2 separate regions of the Homo sapiens genome follow, and region 1 is linked to region 2. A link is a contact called in ENCODE Hi-C or POLR2A ChIA-PET data. All regions are on one chromosome and are shown on one strand. The core of a region is the stretch at or near the end of the contact, and the rest is flanking DNA. Distances in the headings are between cores, read along the strand shown.

Region 1 (5,589 bases), core at 616-3,115, 120 kb before region 2:
TCTTTTCTTGTATTTCATTATAATATAATATATACATAATGTAGATGAAATTTGTATTCATTTCAGTAACTATTAAGTCCGCTTTCATTTTCAGGTGAAGTCCAAAGATATGATGATTCCCCAAATTTTGTTTTTCCAAATGTCTCTTTGGCATCAGTTGACATTTCAAAGCCTCTCCACTGTTCTTTTAACTTCTGTAGTGTTTCTTTCTCCTTTTGCCACACCAGATCTCATTTTTAAACCTACCCTAGTTTCAGGCTATGATCTTCTCCTCTTCTATCAATAGCACCTATTACCCTTACTCTCTTTGCACAGAGAGAACTCCCCAAGACCTTCTCATTTCTCTCCAACCTGGCTTTCTGCAGCATCTACTGGCCCTCTGCACTCTGAGCATGACGAGGTAGCTTATTCCTCCAAAATACCCAGAATCCAAATGAGGGAAGAGAATGTGAGAGAAGGTACTGACTTACGTGTACATTTCAGAGTGTTGATGGGCCACAGTCCTGTGAGAGGGCAGATAAACTTTCTCATCCCTCCTCGGGACACATAGCCCGGCTTGCAGGAATACGTAATCTCTTCTCCTGGCTCATAGAATGTTTTTAACGGGACCACTGTGGAAAATGGTAAATCATCTGGCTTGGGACAGGCTGAAAGAGGGCACAAAGCAGATGGTTAACAAATCTCTATTTGCATTTTAAAGTTCAGCTAAGCCCACAAATGAAAAATGTGTGTACTGTTACCAATTATAAGCATACCAAGTTGCATGCCAAATACCTCATATACACTATCTCATCTAATCCCCTCAACAACCATTTGAAGGAGGTATTATAATTATCCCCATTTTACAGGTCAGTATGCTGAGGCTTAAATTGGCTACGTATCTTACAGAGGAGCTTTACACATGGCAATATTAAAGAATCAGTATCAATCCAGTCCCTCCAGCATCCACTCTAAAGAGAATTTAGTTATCAGCTGGGCGCAGTTGCTCACACCTGTAATCCCAGCACTTTGGGAGGCTGAGGCGGGTGGATCACGAGGTCAGGAGATAGAGACCAACCTGGCTAACACGGTGAAACCCCGTCTCTACTAAAAATACAAAAAATTAGCCGGGTGTGGTGGCGGGCGCCTGTGGTCCCAGCTACTCGGGAAGCTGAAGCAGGAGAATGGAGTGAACCCAGGAGGCGGAGCTTGCAGTGAGCCGAGATCGCACCACTGCACTTCAGCCTGGCGACAGAGCGAGACTCTGTCTCAAAAAAAAAAAAAAAGAATTTAATTATTCTTCTTCTTATTATTATTATTGTTGACTGAGTTTTGCTCTTGTTGCCCAGACTGGAGTGCAATGGGGGGACCTCGGCTCACTGCAACCTCTGCCTCCCAGGTTCAAGCAATTCTCCTGCCTCAGCCTCCCGAGTGGCTGGGATTACAGGCGCCTGCCATCACGCCCGGCTAATTTTTGTGTTTTTAGTAAAGACAGGGTTTCACTATGTTGCCCAGGCTGGGCTCGAATTCCTGACCTCAACTGATTCGCCCACCTCGGCCATGATGCCCAGCTAATTTTTGTATTTTTCATAAAGACGGGGTTTCACCATGTTGGCCAGACTGGTCTCGAACTCCTGACCTCAGGTGATCCACCTGCCTTGGCCTCCCAAAGTGCTGAGATTACAGATGTGAGCAAGCACGCCCGGCCTACTTATCATTATTGATCCCTGACATATACGAAGGGGTTGGATATATTAATTATTTTTTCAAAAGCAAAAAGTACTTACTCCGTCCTGCAATAGCAACATGGCAGAGAAAACTCGAGAACAAGATGAGCACTGGAGAAATCATTGTGGATGAGTCACACTGGCACTACCAAAGTGGTTTTCGTCTGCTAAAAAGACAGAGCCAAATATGAAAGCGCTTAAACATTAACCATTTTCTGGTGTACTTTTATCTTTGTAAATAGAAGATAAAGTATCATGATTTGAATGGAACTCTGAGACCCACATTCTTTAATCATTTACTTTCCACTTATGTGGCTCTGTTATGAAATCTTTGGGAGATGGTTTCTGTCTTCATAACGTTTTTGTTAATGGCACAAAACAGTTCATTATTGCTTTTGACAGAAACTTGTTGTTTCCGGGGTTGCCTGGACTTCTCATTCTCCATCTTTTGTTTTGTGTATGTTGTAGATGGAACACCAAAAGATCGAAGCTCCTGTTTCACTCACAGCCTTGGCATATAAACTTTGGACAAACACCTACTCTCTGTTCTCAGTCTCCACCTCTCTAAAATGATGTTCCAGTTTTCAGATGTATAATTACAAAGAATGTCTTCCAGGAGGCACTTACAACTTTAATTCCCTACAAACTGAGCTCAACATCCTCTCTTGCAAGCTCCTATAGCTCCAGTTAGGACCTTAGAGCTATCCTTGAATTCTCTATCTTCTCTTACGTCAGATCAATACAAAGTCCTCCTCATCCATTCTTAATATGTCTTGGATCTGTCTAGACAGGTTTCTAGATCTGTTTCAGGAATTTGAAAATTGATTTGAAATTAACAACTTGGGACTCGAAGAAGAAAAAAAAACTTGAGTAGGATAAGATAATGGGCCAGTGCTGATGTTGTTGCTTGAGAGGGTTCGGAAGGGGGGTTGTCTTTGATTCCCTAGTTCTCTTCTACATCATTTGCTCTAAAAAAAAAAAAAAGGATATATAAATGGACAATAGCCAGGCCATATGTGAAAACAGAACTCTGACCCACACATCTGTAGCAACAGGTCTAGAAAGCCAAACCTACAACCTCTATAGCAGTTGGCCCAACTTAAGGCCAACCAGAGAAATCCAAACATATTTCTCTAACCAATCACATGGACACCTCACTTCTAGTTAGTTTCCTTCCATCCTCCCCATACCAACAATCCGTTGGAGCACACCTGAAGCCTTTCCTTTTTTCTATTATAAAGCTTTCCCACTCCTCTGTCTGACTTTGACTTTGAGTCTCTGCCAAACACAACTGTTAATGGCTGCCTCCCTTCCTATAGCAAGCTCTGAATAAATAACCTCCGCTTGCTCTCATTTGGGTGATCTTGGTTTATATCCAGAGGTCTAAAATTCCCTGAGACACATCAGCTTGAGAAATCTCCATCTGTCAGGCAGATGATTCTTAAATTACGATCCTAATGAACATTGTGTTCCATGATAAGAAGAGTGTGCTGCCACTAATGTGAAATAACAGTGGTCCTTCCCTATTTGTCCTTCTAAGGGGAAGGAGATTCTTGTTCTCTGGATAATTCCCAGGTTCCGCTTTATTGTGGAGAATCTCCTTGATGAATGAAGAAGAAAGAAAACTAATGAAGTCAGGAGGAGCCAAGTCGTTCTGTATAGTAAGATCTGAAGTAGAAGGGGAAAAGGAGAGAGAAACCAAAGAGGTCGGGCATCAGTTAAAGAAAATTTGAGAAAAGGTTAAAATTGAGACGAGAATATTTTCAGCAACAGCTACAAACTGAGTGCCTGATATTGAGAGAGGACAAGGAGAAGGGTTTTTAATGATGTTTCCTGGTGGCTGGGCTCCCTTGCATTAGGAAACTTGGGGTAGGGGTGTCGAAATAGTTTATATTCTATTTTAGGTGGTTGTTACTTGGCTACATGCAATTTTCAAAAGCCATCAAGCCAAATATTTAAGATCTGTGTGTTTACTTGATTATACTTCAATTGGAAAACTATGCACTCCTTTCCTCCTTCTTCCCTCCCTCCCTTCTTCCTTCCCTCCCTCCCTTCTCCTTCCTTCCCTCCCTTCTCCCCTCCCTTTTTCCCTCCCTTCCTCCCTCCCTCCTTTCTTCCCTTCCTTCCTTCCTTCCTCCCTCCCTTCCTCTCTTTCTCCTTTCCTCCCTTCCTCTCTTCCTCCCTTCCTCCTTCTTTTCATCCTAACTCAGTCTAAAAGTCACAAGGAAGGCCTCAAGGGGAAAGTCATGCTTATCTGTGTAAGGATGGCAGCGTGATGGTGTCACAAGCTTAGCTACATATAGGAGATTGAGCAAACAAGCAAATATATTGAGGATAATGGGGGTCAGGTTTCTCACTAACAAGAGAAGTAACAATGCGGAAAGAAGGAAAGTTAGCATGAACCTTGAGGTGTTGGATTGAAAATGGAGACAGTACAAATTGTGCGTATATATAAACAGATACAGAAATCAATATAGATATAATGGTATGTACATGTGTGTGAATGTATGCCTGAATATACATATAATTCTTAGTTCTGTCCACTAGGATAATAGCAGTAGTACATCCAGTAGCAATGAGCACACACAGTGCCTAAATATTGGTTGTTAAATGCAATTCTTGGCCAGGCCGTGGTGGCTAATGCCTGTAATCCCAGCACTTCAGGAAGAAAGAAAGATCGCTTGAGGTCAGGAGTTCAAGACCAGCCTAGCCAACAGGGTGAAACCCTGTCTTTACAAAAACTACAAAACCTAGCCAGGCATGATGGCAGGTGCCTGTAATCCCAGCTACTTGGGAGGCTGAGGCAAGATAATCATTTGAACCCAGAAGGCAGGGGTTGCAGTGAGCCAATGAGATTGCAACACTGCACTCCAGCCTAGGCAACAGAGCGAGACACTATCTAAATAAATAAATAAATGCAATCCACCATCGAAAGGCACCAAAGCTCCTTAGAAAATTGGCTGATTCTTGAACTGGGTCAAGGAAAAGTACAAGATGAGCCTGGAACACCATCTTGAACAACTTAGGTAATGCTCAGAGAATGATAGGGACATGTCCAAAGGACAGAGAAGCCATTTGAAAGTGGCTTTCTTGACTGGGTGCGGTGGCTCACGCCTGTAATCCCAGCAGTTCAGGAGGCCGAGGTGGGTGGATCACTTGAGGTCAGGAGTTTGAGACCAGCCTGGCCAACATGGTGAAATCCCGTCTCTACTAAAAATACAAAAATTAGCAGGGCATGGTGGCGTGTACCTGTTATGCCAGCTAGGAGGCTGAGGCAGGGGAATCACCTGAACCCGGGAGGCAGAGGTTGCAGTGAGCCAAGATCGTGACACTGCACTCCAGCCTGGGCGACAGAGTGAGATTCCATCTCAAAAAAAAAAAAAAAAAAAAAAAAAAAAAAAAAGCGGGGGGCGGGGGGTGCTTTCTCTGGTCAAATATGTGACAGTTTGTCCAAATAAGTAATAATAGTAATGGATTATACTCCACTGAATAAAATAGGAATCAGTGAGTCCACAGTGATAGTAATAAACACATTAACAATTATGTGAAGAGATAAGAAAGTTATTCCTTAGAGTATAATGCCAAGCAATTAATATAGAGGAATACTGGACTTAGAGAATTGTAATTTGGAAATAATTATGAAACGATTTAATTCTGGCAAAGAAGTATCAATTGATGCTAGAATCAGGGGATACAAGTAGGATGAGAAATGTTCATACAGCCTTAAACATGTCTCCACATAAAATAACTATTTATTATAAAGGAGACAAAGAGAAACTTAGAGGGGAAGAACCTGGCAGACACCATCTTAATTAAGTAATCAAAATTAATGTCACCACTAATGGGATAAATTGGCATGTATGTCCTCCACCAAGAGGATGCA
Region 2 (5,298 bases), core at 1,193-3,692:
GTCTCGATCTCCTGACCTAGTGATCTGCCCACCTTGGCCTCCCAAAGTGCTAAGATTACAGGCCTGAGCCACCACGCCCTGCTGAGATATCTTTTTTAAATTAAAAAAAAAAAATTAGAGACAGAGTCTTGCTATATTGCCCGGGATGGACTTTTGAACTCTTGGGCTCAAGCTTCTTGCTTCAGCCTCCCAAGTGGTTGGTTTTACAGGTTTGCGCCACTGTGCCTGGCTGTTGGGTGGATTTTAGTATGAAAACTACAGATCCTAAGAGATGATCCCTGGGCATATCAACAAAGTATATGTTTTAAAAAGCCAAGCTTATTAGAAATATTATGTCCTATGATACTGGAAATCCATTTTTATTTGAAAATATTAAATAGAGTTGACATGTTGAATTTTTTAGTATAGATTAAGGCACTAGTTCTTAGGATGGCTTTTGGTGCAGTGACTCACGCTTGTAATCCCAGCACTTTGGGAGGCCGAGGCAAGCAGATCACTTGAGGTCAGGAGTTCGAGACCAGCCCTGGCCAACATGGTTAAACCCCATCTCTACTAAAAATACAAAAAATTAGCTGGGCGTGGTGGCTCACACCTGTAATCCCAGCTACTCCAGAGGCTGAGGCAGGAGAATCACTTGAACGCGGGAGGCGGAGGTTGCAGGGAGCCAAGATCATGCCACTGCACTCCAGCCTGGGTGACAGAGCAAGACTCCATCTAAAAAAAAAAAAAAAATTATTGGGGACTCTAAAGAGTTTTATTTACATAGATTTTATCTACTGATATTGGTCATATTAGAAATTTAAGATGAGAGATTTTAAAGATTTATTAATTGATTTAAAATAGTAATAGTAATCCCTTTATACAGTTACACAAACTACATAATTTTATGAAAAAGGACATTTTCCCTAACAAAAAAAATTTAGTGGGAAGAGTGGTGTTTTACATCCCTCTTCTGTCTGACTTAAATAAAACATAGTTGGACTCTCAGCTGCTTCTGCTTCAATCTGTTGTGATATGTTTTGGTTGAAGTGTATGTCTAACACATATATGTAATTGAAAAAAGGAGGGAATATTTTAATAGCTTTTTCACGTAACTGGAGATATTCTTTGATACTTTTGATAGTGGTCGTTGGCAAGTAAGTTTCTCAAAGGTTGGTTGCAAGGTAGAGAATGAAACCGTGTCTGTGTTTCATATTGGTCCATCTTATGTGTTGAATGGCTCTTTTATGTGTTGGTGTGACCGCATTCTTTAGTTTGGAAAACACTATTTCATTGAGTTCTGCAGGTTCTTCTAAATGTTGACACATTTCATTATTCAACATCAAAAAAGTCACAATTATTAGTATCACCATCAGTCTCATCAAAGAGCCTTTAAGTATTATTAGGAAGCCGTCAAGCTGACGGTAGATGCACATTTTCTAAGATTGTGTTTTTCACTTGGAAAACTTTATTGTATTTCAAAAAAGTATCTGCCAAATATCCAAGTCTAAGCAACCATATTGTAGTTGTTCTTTTGAGTCAAAGTGGTGTTTCATGGAGAGAGTGGCTGCTCAGCTCAAGACAGCCCTCATCCCTGGAGTGTAGCCAAATGCTTTATGTGTCAGAATATTTACTCAGAATTCTGAACCTTTTTTTTTTTTTTTTTTTGAGACAAAGTCTTGCTCTGTGCCCAGGCTGGAGTGCAGTGGCCCAGTCTTAGCTCACTGCAACCTCCACCTCCTGGGTTCAAGCGATTCTACTGCCTCAGACTTATGAGTAGCTGGGATTACAGGCACACGCCACCACGCCCGGCTAATTTTTATAGTTTTAGTAGAGATGGGGTTTCACCATGTTTGCCAGGCTGGTCTCCAACTCCTGGCCTCATGTGATCCACCTGCCTTGGCCTCGTAAAGTGCTGTGATTATAGGTGTGAGCCACCATGCCTGGCCCAGAATCAATAATTGTTAATGCTTCATCGAGACTTTCTTAAATGAAACTGGCATAAAAGACAACAAAAAGCCCCTGGGATTTCATGGTGGGAAGAACATAATTCCTGCTAGTACCGCCTGGCACTGTCACCTTGACTCAGGCTAAGGTTCCTGCTGTCACACCACCATTGCTCTTGCACCATCAGTGCAAACGTCAACACAAGGAAAAAGGCAAATAGTGGCTCAGTATTATCATTAAAGTGGTTTGATCATGAGGACCCTTAAGGGTTTGTGGAGCATACTTTGAGGCACACTTTGATTTAAGAGGTTAGAAACATCACATTAAAATTCATACTAATAAAGTGAAATTGTGCCAATTGCCCAAAACAGTGCATCAATCCAAAACTCTTATTTGTCTTGGAGAAATGCATTCAAAACATAGTCAACACCACTATCTCATTTTGTCTCTGTGTTGTGTTAAGATGGGTTTGCATACTTTCAGCCTCTTAGAGCAGGCAGTTGGAACATTATCCAGCAGCAGGTTGAACAGCAGAGGGGGAGGGCAGCTGGAAGTTAGGCTAATCTAACAAATGAGTCATCCACATGTGGATAATGGAGTTGTAAAATTACTCTCAGCTTTAGTCAGCAGCAACCAAACTATACGGTTAAAAATTACAGGTCTCCAAAATAGAGACTTCCTGAGAACTTTTAGTATAGCATTTAACTGAGAATGTATCAAGGGTTTGGTTGAGGATTTTTTCATAAAACCTTTCTGTTCTGGAAGGCAAGTTTGTTATTAAGAGCTTCAGTAATTTCTCTTACGAAGTGTTCAAAATGCACCAGAACCTGAACACAATGTGAGCAGCTGAGTGTTCATCTTAGCTGCGTCCATCAAGTGAACGGTTTGCTCTCTTCCTGTCCATAATTTGAGAGTCAGCCTAATGGTGAGTGGACAGTCATCTAATAAAATATTTCATACCTGTGGCAGCAGGTATAAAGCAAATAGTTTATTTTTGCTTTCCATGTAAAGTTTGGCAGTAAAGTTTTTGTCTTGAGATTTTTGTTTTATAAGAGAAATTAAAATTCCTTCTGGGCTTTTGCTGTTCTCCCCTGAGGATGAATATGCTGCCTGCCTACCCTGCTACCCCCCGCATTTGGCAAGGTTGCACATGTCTTAGGGATGGAAAACCAGTAGCCAACACTAAACCAGGCCTGCTGTGTAGACCTGGCTTGGTGAGTATGGAGCTGTTCCGCAGTAGAGGTTTGCAAAGAAACCATCACACCCTTGTTTCCTCTCTCCTTCTGGCTTTTCATTTTTCTTCTGGCCTTTTGCATGGAAGAAATAAGTCATCCCTTTTGAACAGTTTGGGTATGGAGTGTTTGCCCATGCGGTAGACTCTGGCAGGACAGAGAGGGTTTTCCCGGGCCTTTAGTTGTCCAGGTCCTGTATTCTCACATCTCCTCTGGGCTGCTGACTGCGCACAAACACAAAATTCATTCCTCCAATAGAACAGTGTTTGGCCTGGCTCCCAAAAACTGCTCTCCTCACTTGCACGGCTTTGATTGAGTGTTAGGTGTCTCTTTGGCTGCCTCCAGTGTCTCTTATTTTTAGGGCCTTCGTTAATGTCTTCTGTGTGTGAAACATGAAAATGGAGCCATGGCTGCTGGAATTGGAAACTTAGGGTTTTTAGGCCACCATTCCCTTATCACATGGCGTTATCAGGTTATTTAGTTACAGAGGTTAAAAAAAAAGTCCACCCTAGGAGCCGGCGTGTGTGGGGAAAGGAGAGAGGGGGCAGCTGAGCACCTAATGGGCAGTGAAAAAAGATATTGTAACTAAAGCTCGGGCTAGTGTCCTCAGAGCGATGGCCTTTCAGGTGCTGGCAGGGGTCTGCTTACAGCTCAGCCTGGTTACAAATGAGGGGATAAATTGGTGGTAACAGTGCCTTTTTATTTTTTTCCTTTTTCCTTTGGAAACTGGCTTTTCACATGTTGGAAAACGAGCTTGGATGCTCGGTGTAGGTAACAGGCAATTCTGATCTGAGAGGAAGGGCTCAGGAAAGGTGTGACCAAATGAGCCGTCTGAGTGGTCAGTCCTGCCCGGGGCTCACCCAGGCAGGGAGCTGGGGTCTTTCATGTGGGTGTCCGTGGACCCACAGGAGACAGGGAGGGATTGATTACAGGGGAGACCACTTCTGTTTCCCTTTCCTAAAGGAAACAGAAAATGGAAATAAAAATCTAAAATTATGTTATTTTCCATTTTTGGAATTCTGTTCATTTGTGTTTGGGGCCAGTTTTATTATTTTTTTTAATCTTTTTTGAGACAGGATCTTACTCTCTCACCCAGGCTGCAGTGCAGTGGCACCGTCGTGGCTCACTGCACCCTTGACCTCCCAGGCTTAAGCGATCCTCCCACCTCAGCCTCCCAAGTAGCTGGGACTATAGGTGCACACAACCACACCTGGCTAATTTTTTTTTCCCCTTGGTAGAGATGGGGTTTTGCTGTGTTGCCCAGGCTGGCCTTGAACTCCTGGGCTCAAGCAATCTGCTTGCCTTGGCCTCCCAAACTGCTGGGATTACAGACGTGAGGCACCGTGACTAGCCTGGGACCAGTTTTTGACGGTCCCTAGCCTTCCATGAGCATTCGTGTGCAAATGCACAGTCCAGAGGCATGTTTAGTTGACTCTGGTTTCCTCCCTCCCTTTCAATGTGTGGAACTCGCAGCGTTCTTTCTCTGCATTGCTGCGATCTGCCACACTTCTCGTTTTATCATGGACTGCAGTACAATGTAATTGTCTGTGTGCCAGTTTCCTCTGTCTTACTAAAGTGTGAATGTTTGATGGAAGAAACTCTGAGTGGACAGGGTCTGTCATAATCACCCCAGTATTCCCCATCGTGTGGTGCTGAGCTTGGTATGTAGTGGGGAGTGGGTATGCAGTGAATGTGGAATGGGTGGATGCTTGAATGAGTACAGCCGAATTTCCTGGCCAGGAAAACCATGAAGTGTTAGCACTGTTCTGATTTTACTTCCTCCTTCAGGCTATGGGCGCGTGCCAACTGACAGGGCAGGGACTGCCATGGCTAGTGGCTATTACCTAAACTCCAGCCCAGTTTTGGTGCCCCCGTTTCTGAGTCCTGAGCAAGTGTTCCTGGCATTGTGTTGGTTCCTATGGTATGTGTTTTAGTCTGTGAGACTCTTTCCTCAGTTTGAAGATCTGAAAGTAAAATGTTTCACCCAAGGTTTTTAGATTCGAGAGCTCATCCCGTAGGCCAGGGAGAGTGAGTACTAATACCCTATATGTGGCTGTGTTTAGAAAGGGCTATTGGGAAACATAAAAAATAGATTTTGACATTGGAAACAAATACATTTTAGTATGTGCTGCTAAAGAAA

What was found. Hi-C counts contacts between places; a loop is a spot of excess contacts on that map. ChIA-PET counts read pairs that join two places held with the same protein, here RNA polymerase II (POLR2A).
Region 1: a loop to region 2 is called in a map of HepG2, with 2.2 times the contacts of the local background. The contact joins the promoter of APOH here to the enhancer-like site in region 2. A Hi-C loop is called at or near these places in 2 of 168 maps with a recorded cell type or tissue (HepG2 and astrocyte of the cerebellum). POLR2A ChIA-PET finds 5 or more read pairs at or near these places in 1 of 52 experiments (T-cell).

Annotation. Positions count from the first base shown.
Region 1 is chr17:66,227,550-66,233,138 of GRCh38, forward strand. APOH (apolipoprotein H) reads right to left here and starts at 1,866. Exons shown (of 8, transcript NM_000042.3): 1 at 1,767-1,866; 2 at 471-647. The coding sequence starts at 1,830. RefSeq lists a silencer at 5,502-5,589.
Region 2 is chr17:66,346,314-66,351,611 of GRCh38, forward strand. All of the region lies in intron 2 of PRKCA (protein kinase C alpha), which reads left to right. Among named protein-coding and RNA genes, the nearest start is that of PRKCA, 46 kb to the left of the region's middle. RefSeq lists an enhancer at 2,278-2,572. Within about 2 kb of position 2,443, at least 10 of the 41 ENCODE cell types and tissues checked have a DNase peak (open chromatin) inside an H3K27ac peak, as active enhancers do.